2 separate regions of the Homo sapiens genome follow, and region 2 is linked to region 1. Evidence: chromatin contacts called from ENCODE Hi-C or POLR2A ChIA-PET data. All regions are on one chromosome and are shown on one strand. Each heading gives the region's core, a stretch centred on a gene start or an enhancer-like site at or near the end of the contact. The rest is flanking DNA. Distances are from core to core; before and after follow the strand shown. Region 1 has its middle 40 kb from the start of MDH2. Region 2 holds the start of FPASL (fibroblast proliferation associated lncRNA).

Region 1 (4,519 bases), core at 783-3,282:
GAATGCAGTGGTGCAATCAGGGCTCACTGCAGCCTCGACCTCCTGGGCTCAAGTAATCTCCCCTAATTTTTATTTAAGAAATTCAGTCTTGGTTGAGCGTGGTAGCTTACGCCTGTAATCTCAACACTTTGGGAGGCTGAGAGGGGTGGATTACTCGAGCCCAGCAGTTTGAGATCAGCCTGGGCAACACATTAAGACCCTGTCTCTATGCAAAAAAACAGAGTGAATTTATGAAAGGCAATTTTTCCCACAGACTGGTGGTGGAGGGAATGACTTCAGGATGATTCAAGTGCATTACATATATTGTGCACTTTATTTCTATTATTATTGCATTGTAATATACAATGAAATAATTCTACAACTCATGATAATGTACAATCAGTGGGATCTCTGAACTTATTTTCCTGCAACTAGACTGTCCATCTGGGGCGAAGGGAGAAACAGGCATTAGATTCTCATAAGGAGCACGCAACCTAGATCCCTTACCTGCACACTTCACAACAGGGTTCATGCTCCTATGAGAATCTAATGCTGCCGCTGATCTGACAAGACATGGCGCTCAGGTGGTCATGTGAGCAATGGGGAGGGGCTATAAATACAGATGAAGTTTCCCCTCACTCACCTGCTGCTCACCTCTGGCTCTGTGGCCCTGTGGATGGAGACCCCTGCTCGAGTGCATTCGTAAGTATCCATCCCATACCATTCTTCAGACTCATCTATACTGCCGCAGTGGTCAAGTGTAGCACCCTTAGCTTGAATGGCATATGCCTCGGCTGGCATTTCATCACAATCAACATTAAGTGGTAGCTTGAGTCATTGTGAGGTCACTTCCTAGAAATCATCAGCATCCCATGTCCCACTGGCAAATAGCTCAGCTCTGCTCCTTGGATAACCAAACCTATGCCTAAATCCCATCTGTGTGGGTCCATCTCCTGGTACCCTTCCCAGCATCAATTCTGTATTTCTAGGAGTCCAATCAGGAGATATAAACCACTCAGAAGTTTAAACTAAAATGGGCATAGTGGCTCACACCTGTAATCCCAGCACTTTGGGAGGCCAAGGCGGGTGATCGCTTTGAGCTCAGGAGTTTGAGACCAGCCTGGGAAACGTGGCGAAACACCGTCTCTACAAAAAACACAAAAATTAGCCAGGCGTGGTGGCACATATCTGTAATCCCAGCTACTCAGGAGGCTGAGGAAGGAGAATTGCTTGAGCCTGGGAAGTGGAGGTAGCCATGAGCAGAGATCGTGCCACTGCACTTTAGCCTAGGTGATCGAGTGAGACCCAGTACCAATAAAAAACAAAAAAAAAGTAAAAAAATATATATATATATGTAAATTTAATATAAAAAGTATTAATTATAACAGAGGATTGGCGTAATGAGTGACACACTAGCACAAATGAAAGACAACTCTAGAGAATACAGAACTAGCAGAGGCCAGGCATGGTGGCTCATGCCTGTAATCCCAGCAATTTGGGAAGCCTAGGCAGGAGGATCGCTTGAGGACAGGAGTTGGAGACCAGTCTGGGCAACATAGTGAGACCCTGTGTCTACCAAAAAAAGAAAAAAAATTAGCCAGGTGTGGTGGTGGTGCACACCTATAGTTCCAGCTACTTTGGAGTCTGGGGTGGGAAGATCCCTTGCGCCTGAAAAGTCTAGGCTGCAGTGAGTATGGGTGGATTTTGGTGTACACAGAAATGGGGGAGCTGGAACTAATCCCCCCAATATACCAAGAGACAAATTGTATCTGTTTTTACAATTATACTGTAGGATACATTATGTTCCATGACAATGGTAATTTTTAATGACAGTTTTTAATTGAGTGGAATTACCATAAAAATAATAAAAGTAGCAGCTAATATTTACTGAGCTGTTACTAGGTGCCTATAAATACCATAAATTTTTAAATTCCCCATAACTCTTCCTTATTCCACTTAACCACTTTATCTTAAATTACTCATGCTTGCTTCAGTAGCACGTATACTACAGTTGGAACAATAGGGAGATTGGCATGGCCTCTGTGCAAGAACGACATGCAAGTTTCTGAATCATTCCATATTTTTTTTAAAAAGAGAAAAAAATTACATCCGGATTTTCACTGTGTGCATATGACCTTTTGTTTAGGTTGAATTATATCCAAAGATGGTATTTCCAGAAGTGAGATTACTGTGAGTCACAGGGCGTGAGCATTCTTATTACACTTGATGTAAACTGTCGAGCTTTCAGGCATGGTGGCTGTCTGCTTATAATTCCAGCACTTTGGGAGGCTGAGGTGGGAGGATTGCTTGAGCCCAGGAAGTTGTGGCTGCAGTGAGCCATAATTGCACCACTGCACTCCAGTCTGGGCAACAGAGTGAGACAGAAGGTTGACTGTTTAATAGAATTTTTCTGTTGACTTGAAGATATGGCCATGACTGTGCCATATGAAAATTCTTCATAAAATAATTATCTCATCCAATTAAATGTTGGAATTGGGAACAGAAAATGTTTTGGTGACTATTTATTCCTTCACTTGCTATTACAGAAACTACTGCCAGTGGGCACTTAACAACCAAAAGTGTCATCTCTGAGCTACTCACAATGAAAGGTGATGTCTGGGGCCCAGGTGTGTTGAGGTCCCCATGTCTGGGCTATGGGTGCTGAGTGGGACTTACTTGTCCATCCATTTTCTATATTCCAGCACTGGGAAACTTGGGTTTATCCATCTTGATAAGAGGTCATTTAAATTCCACCTGGCAAAAACCACAAATGGAAAAAAGGCAATGAAACTACAGGCTAGCCCTTGTTCTCAAAAGAATATTTAGCTTAGGTGGTTCTGTAAAAGAGGAATCACATTGTTGAAAACTCATCACAGGTCAGGTGAGGTGGCTCACACCTATAATCCCAGCCCATTGGGAGACTAAGGCAGGAGGATATCCCATGAGGCCAAAAGTTCAAGACCAGCCTGGGTAACACAGTGAAACCTCATCTCTACAAAAAATTAGAAAATGAGCTGGGTGCGGGGGCACATTCCTATAGTCCCAGCTACTTTGGAGGCTGAAGTGGGAGGATCAAAGTGGAAGCTGCAGAAGTAGAAGCTGCAGTGAGCTCTGATCCCACTGCACTCCAGCCTGGGTGACAGAGTGAGAAAACATACACACACACACACACACACACACACACCCCTCATCTCAGTCTGCCCAGCCTTCACACACACACACACACTCATCTCAGTCTGCCCAGCCTTCACACACACACACACACACACACACACACACCTCATCTCAGTCTGCCCAGCCTTGACTAGTGAAAAAGGTCTTCTGGTTACAGAAGACGTATGCTCTTTTTTAGGACCGGGATGGACCAGCAAGCTTGTTCACAGCCTTTCCCTCATCCTCTGCTTAGTTTTCCAAGAAACTTCAGGTGGAAAGGGAGTCCCTGGGGAAAAGACCTAACTCATCAGGTTACCAAAGGAGAAATTTGCATCCTTTGTCAATTAATAAATGGAACACCTGCCTTAAAAACCAGGGAGTTCTGCTAGGGTGAATCACTCCCTACAACCCTGACCTATGCAGGGAATGTAAAAACCTGGAGTTTGGGGACCTATAATATTGAAGGCCACATTGCAGATGTGGAGACCTTACCAAAGTACAGCCTTTCCACAAAGCACTACCGAACACCAGCTGGCTGTCTCCATGGGACACCGCTGTATCTCTGGCTCTCGTTTCCCCCAGAGATGCTCTATTCCAGCCTTCTCTTACATTTTGTATCCTGCACAGTTCCTGGCATAAGGACTTACAACATATCAGGCTGCTATGTTAATGGTGATCTACTGCAGATCCAACTTGAGATTCTGGCAGGGCGCTTTGTGTTTGAGAAATTAAAGGGGAGAGAATGGACCCAGCCTGCTGGAATATAAAAAATTTAAAGAAGAAAAAAATATTAAAATAAAAATTTCTCCTAAAGAGCACTCAAAAGCACACTCCCACCAATGCTAGATCTATTTACCTCTCTCTTGCTTTTTTTTTTCTGAGATAGGGTCTCACTCTGTCACTCAGACTGGAGTGCAGTGGCAAGATCACTGCTTACTGCAGCTTTCAACTCCTGGGGTCAAGCTATCCTCCCACTTCAGCCTCCTGAGTAGCTGGGATTACAGGTGAATGCCACCATGCCTGGCTAATTTTTTAATTTTTTGTAGAGACGGGGTCTCACTATGTGGCCCAGACTGGTCTTGAACTCCTGGGTCAAACTAATCCTCCCGCCTTCGCCTCCGAAAGTGCTAGGATTATAGGCTTTAGCCACTGTGCCCAGTCTATTTATCTTTCTATAACTCATATATTAAATCTTCCTCCTTAAATCACCTCCTACCCACCCATCTGCAGGGATAGCAAACACAGGTCTCAGCAGGTCAGGCAACCTACAGGAGGGAATGAGGCCAGAGTAATGTGGGAGACCAGGGGGAACTGTAGCAAACTGCAAGGTATTCACTTCAATAGTTCTTCAACACTGTGATGGTCAAACCAAACACAGAAACAGGAA
Region 2 (4,791 bases), core at 222-2,721, 230 kb after region 1:
GTATTATTCTCGTTTTACAGATGTAGAAACTGATCCTCTAAAAGGCTAAATACCTTGAGAGGTTATGTCACCTAATTAGGACATGGTGGGATGAGAATCCAAATCCTGAGCTCTTAAGCTTTTGTCCCCCAACAGCCCTTTATTCAGAAAATGAAACATTGGGTCGGGCACAGTGGTTTTCACCTGTAATCCCAACACTTTGGGAGGCTGAGGCTTGAGGTCAGGTACTCGAGACCAGTCTGGGCACCACAGTGAGACTGTTTCTACAAAAAAAATTTAGAAATCAGCTGGGTATGGTGGTGCACACCTATAGTCTCAGCTACTCAGAGCCCAGGATTTGGAGGCTCCAGTGAGCTATGATTGCACCACTGCACTCCAGTACAGCCTGGGCAACAGAGTGACACCTTGTCTCTAAAAAAGAAAGAAAAAGAAAATAGACATTGCTGAGCGACAGAAATCCCACCTTTCTAAACAGTCAGCAACCTCACTGGAGCTGATTTTTAATTCCTAAATCCAGCCTTGATAGTGACTTGGGCAACTCAACTCCCTCTCGGCCTGGGATTATACAACTCTATGTCAGGAGATGGGAAGCGGGGAGACTGGGTGTCTTTATTCCATTTCTGACATCTTTCAGGACTGATGATGGGGGAGGGCCCTGGCCCTGGCTGGCAGCCACTGTTCGATTCAGTTATCATCATCAGGACCGTGGGAGGGAAGGGTATTGGAGCAGAGGACCTTGAAGGGCGCACAGGAGGCTGATGGGGCTGTAACACCTGGGGCATGAGGGCAGCGGAGGTTGGACAGGCAGGTTGGGACCTAGCTGTGGAGGGCCTGGGATACCAAAGAGAGGCAGGACCTGGCCTCAGTGTCGCCAGGACACCAGATCTGCCCCCTCCCTCACTGTTGCACCATGGCTCCCGCGTGTAAAGTGATGGAACCCGTCAGACCCAGGTAGCCACCAGAAACCGCCCAGCTGTTGTGTGCATCGGGGGCCAGGAGTTTCCTCTTCTGCAATCTGGGAACAACGCAGACCTCCCAGGGCTGTTTTCAGAAGCAGAGATGTGTAGGTAAGAAAGGATAGCCAACCAGTACGGGCCGGGACACGAGAGATCACGTCATTATTCAGATGGAGAAACTGAAGGGCAGGCGTGGGACCAAGGGCCCACCACGAGCCCAAGGCTCCATCCTCCCAAGCACGTAACAAAGGTGGAGGCGGAAGACGGAGGAGAGAGAAGCGGGTGAAGTTGGGAGATAAAAGCTCCCCAGTGGCTGGAGGGCGGGATCTGCAACAAATGAAGCCCCGGGGCCGCTAAGCGGGCCGATTTCGGGGCAGGGACCCAGGCCCTAGCAACAGTCCGACCATTGGCGGAGCGGGGACACGCTGGCCTGTGATTGGCTCTTGCCATGCCCGAGGGGAAGGCGGCCGCCCCCGGGGCGGGGCTACATACACAGCCGTGGTCCCGCCCGGCCCACATCCGGGCTTCCGCGTAGTCCGGGCGCCCTGGCCTCTGCACCGTCCTAGAAACCTGTCTTACGTCGAGGAACCCGGGGGACAGAGGCGCGCCAGTGCACGCCGGGGCCAGGGACGAACGGCTCGCCAATGCAAAGGAGGCCCCTCGGGGAGACGGCAGGCAGCAAAAGGCTTCCTTGGCCGGGGGTCTGGGCGTTTGGGGAGGGGAGGTGCTCAGAGATAGGGCCGAGGATGGAGCTCCCAGGTGGGTTGGAGGCGGGGGTGGCTGGGCTCGAGGACGCTGTTGGAGTCCGGGGTCTGGAAGAGGCGATCCCCGGGAAAGCCAGCTTCAGAGCCGGGAAGGGTCGGCAGGGGACCTACTGCAAGAGCCCCCAGGTTGGGGTAGGGAGGGGGCCCAGACCTGGGCCGGGAGGGATGCTGAATCCCCCGACCTAGCTCTGGGGCTTTGCAAACCAGCATCACTGCAGCATTTTGTGGCTCAAGGAATGGGGCAGGGCGGCCAGACCAGCTGTGGCTGGTGCGTGCGTGAGGCCCTGAGGGATGCGGCCAATGCTATTTTGCTGTTTTGTACTTACTCAGTTTCATTTTGGCTCTGTCGCCACTAGGCGAAAGAAATCGAAGTGCTAACATACCACGGGGAGCAATGATTATTACTCAATGTGGCCCCGCCCCAGCAGCGGGAGGTGGCATCTGTTTGACCTTGGAGACTTGGACGGTATTTAGGGAGATTACATGAAAAAAAGACTCACCCCACAATGCTTGCAGTCAGCTACAAGCTGCCTTGTCCTTCATACCTTTTAGCCTTTATTTCCTGAGTCTATCTTGTCTGTTTCTAATGTAGTCTCCTGATTTAGGGCAAGAGAATATTTCTCACTCTTGGTCTGCCCACTACCCACAATCCTTGTCCGAGGATTTACTCGGCAAACTTAGCAGGCAAAACCCCTTGTCAACTTAACACTAAAAAATACCGTCTCTTGGAAGGCAGTCTGCTTTGATAAACCTAATGGAATAAAAAGTGAGTTTGCTATCTGGCTTTAAAGAACATAACCCAGCTGGGCATGGTGGCTCACACCTGTAATCCCAACACTTTGGGAGACCGAGGCAGGAGGATCGCTTAAGCCCAGGCGTTCAAGACCAGCCTGGGCAACATAGTATAGTAAAACCCAGTCTCTACAAAAAGAATTTAAAAATTAGCCAGGCCAGATAGCCCAGCTACTTGGGACGCTGAAACAGGATTGCTTTGAGTCCAGCAGGTGGAGGCTGCAGTGAGCTATGACTGCACCACTGCACTCCAGCCTGGTCAACAGAGCGAGATCCTGTCTCAAAACAAAACAAAAAAACTGACAACCAATGAAACCTCATCTCTAAAATCTGGCTTCAGGTTAAGTGAGTAAAAAGAGGCTTTCTTGTGGCCAGGCACGGTGGCTTATGCCTGGTAATCCCAGCACTTTGGGAGGCCAAGGCGGGCGGATCACGAGGTCAGGAGTTCAAGACCAGCCTGGCCAACATAGTGAAACCCTGTTTCTACTAAAAATACAAAAAAATTAGCCAGGCATGGTGGTGGATGCCTGTAATCCCAGCTACTCGGGAGGCTGAGGCAGGAGAATCAACGTGAACCCAGGAGGCGGAGGTTGCAGTGAGCTGGTATCACGCCATTGCACTCCAACCCCGGGCAATAGTGCGAGACTCCGTCTCAAAAAAAAAAAAGGCTTTCATTTATCTTCTCAGCTCCTACAAGCCAATGAGTGGTAGGGTAATTTGCCGACCACAGTGGGAAGAACTAATTTAACACCAAGATTGTGATTCCCCTAGTGTAGATCCAGTATGAAAGAAGTGTCTCAGGCATGCTTCTGGTTCCTGAGTTAACTCTAGTGAATAAGGTGGGCTGTGCTGTCTCCCCACCTCCCCCAGGCATAGGGGCAGAACAGCTGCAGACCACCAGGACCCAGTGGGCCAAGTGAGGATGTGAGTCAAAGCCAGTGCTTATTAAACCACCTAATACTGTACTTTTCCCATCCAGGGGAGGCAGGAGAGGATTGAGGAGGCAAATCCCCGAGCCCAGAAGACTCCAGTCAGAAAACAAGATGGTCCCCATGGGTAGTGGCCAATCCCTCTGGCCTTTCAGAGCAGTGGCTTTGGCCTTGTCCGCTTAGGTAACAGGCTCTGCTGCTGGTAGTTGCTTAAGAGCACAGAGTAGCCGGGCGTGGTGGCTCACGCCTGTAATCCCAGCACTTTGGGAGGCCGAGGTGGGTGGATCACAAGGTCAGGAGATCGAGACCATCCTGGCTAACATGGTGCAATCCCGTCTCTACTAAAAATACAAAAAATTAGCCGAGCGTGGTGGTGGGTGCCTGTAGTCCCAGCTACTTGGGAGGCTGAGGCAGGAGAATGGTGTGAACCCAGGAGGCGGAGCTTGCCGAGAGCCAAGATCGCACCACTGCACTCCAGCCTGGGTGACACAGCGAGACTCCATCTCAAAAAAAAAACAAAAAAAAAAAAACACAGAGTGAACCAGTGAGAAGGTTAAATGGAGGAGAAAGCAAAGTTCTTAAGACAAAAAAAGTACCCCAACAAGGGCAGGAAACAAGCTAAATGACATAGGCACAGACAACTGGACAAACCCAGAACGTGGGGCCTTGAGACTGTCAAGTAGCCTGGTCTCAAGCCATTATCAGGCCCAGGCGTGGTGGCTCATGCCCATTAATTCTAACACTTTGGGAGGCCAAGGTGAGAGGATCACTTGAGGCCAGAAATTCAGGAACAGCCTAGACAACATACCCATCTTTACAAAAAATAAAAATAGATTTATTGGAAGGCCATGTTGAAAAAAAAAAAAGAAAAAAATTAGCCGGAAGTGGTAGTGCAGCCCTGTGGTCCCAGCTACTCGGGAGACTGAGTTGGGAGGACTGTTTGAGTCCATGAGTTGGAGGCTGCAGTGAGCTCTGATTGTCCAAAGCACTCCAACCAGGGCAACTGAGACCCTGTCTCTTAAAAAAAAAAAAAAATAGGCAAAGAAATCTAATATTGAAATGCAATTAATGAATTTTAATTGGAGTCTAGGTGGTGCGGGAGGGGGATTGGAAAAAGCTATCAAATGCATTCTGAGGACAATTTGGAGAAATTTGCATATGGGCTGATATTAGGGAATTATTAATTGGGTGATAACAGTATGGCGGTTATATTAGAGAATGTCCTTTTTTTTTTTTTTTTTTGAGACAGGGTCTCACGGTTGCCCAGGTTGGAGTGCAGTGGCGTGATGTCAGCTCACTGCAACCTCTGCCTCCTGGGTTTAAGCAATTCTTGTGTCTCAGCTTCCCAAG

The links. Hi-C counts contacts between places; a loop is a spot of excess contacts on that map. ChIA-PET counts read pairs that join two places held with the same protein, here RNA polymerase II (POLR2A). Pooled maps may share reads with other maps.
Region 2: a loop to region 1 is called in a pooled map, with 15 times the contacts of the local background. The contact joins the promoter of FPASL here to the enhancer-like site in region 1. A Hi-C loop is called at or near these places in 1 of 168 maps with a recorded cell type or tissue (sigmoid colon), 1 of 37 single-sample maps with no recorded cell type and 4 of 50 pooled maps. POLR2A ChIA-PET finds 5 or more read pairs at or near these places in 7 of 52 experiments (AG04450, GM10248, GM12878 and 4 more).

What each region holds. Positions count from the first base shown.
Region 1 is chr7:76,085,484-76,090,002 of GRCh38, forward strand. It overlaps the pseudogene RNU6-863P. Among named protein-coding and RNA genes, the nearest start is that of MDH2, 40 kb to the left of the region's middle. Within about 2 kb of position 2,033, at least 5 of the 41 ENCODE cell types and tissues checked have a DNase peak (open chromatin) inside an H3K27ac peak, as active enhancers do.
Region 2 is chr7:76,316,776-76,321,566 of GRCh38, forward strand. FPASL (fibroblast proliferation associated lncRNA) reads left to right here and starts at 1,472. Exons shown (of 2, transcript NR_186616.1): 1 at 1,472-3,672. RefSeq lists enhancers at 342-1,338, 811-990, 1,339-2,335 and a silencer at 1,271-1,510.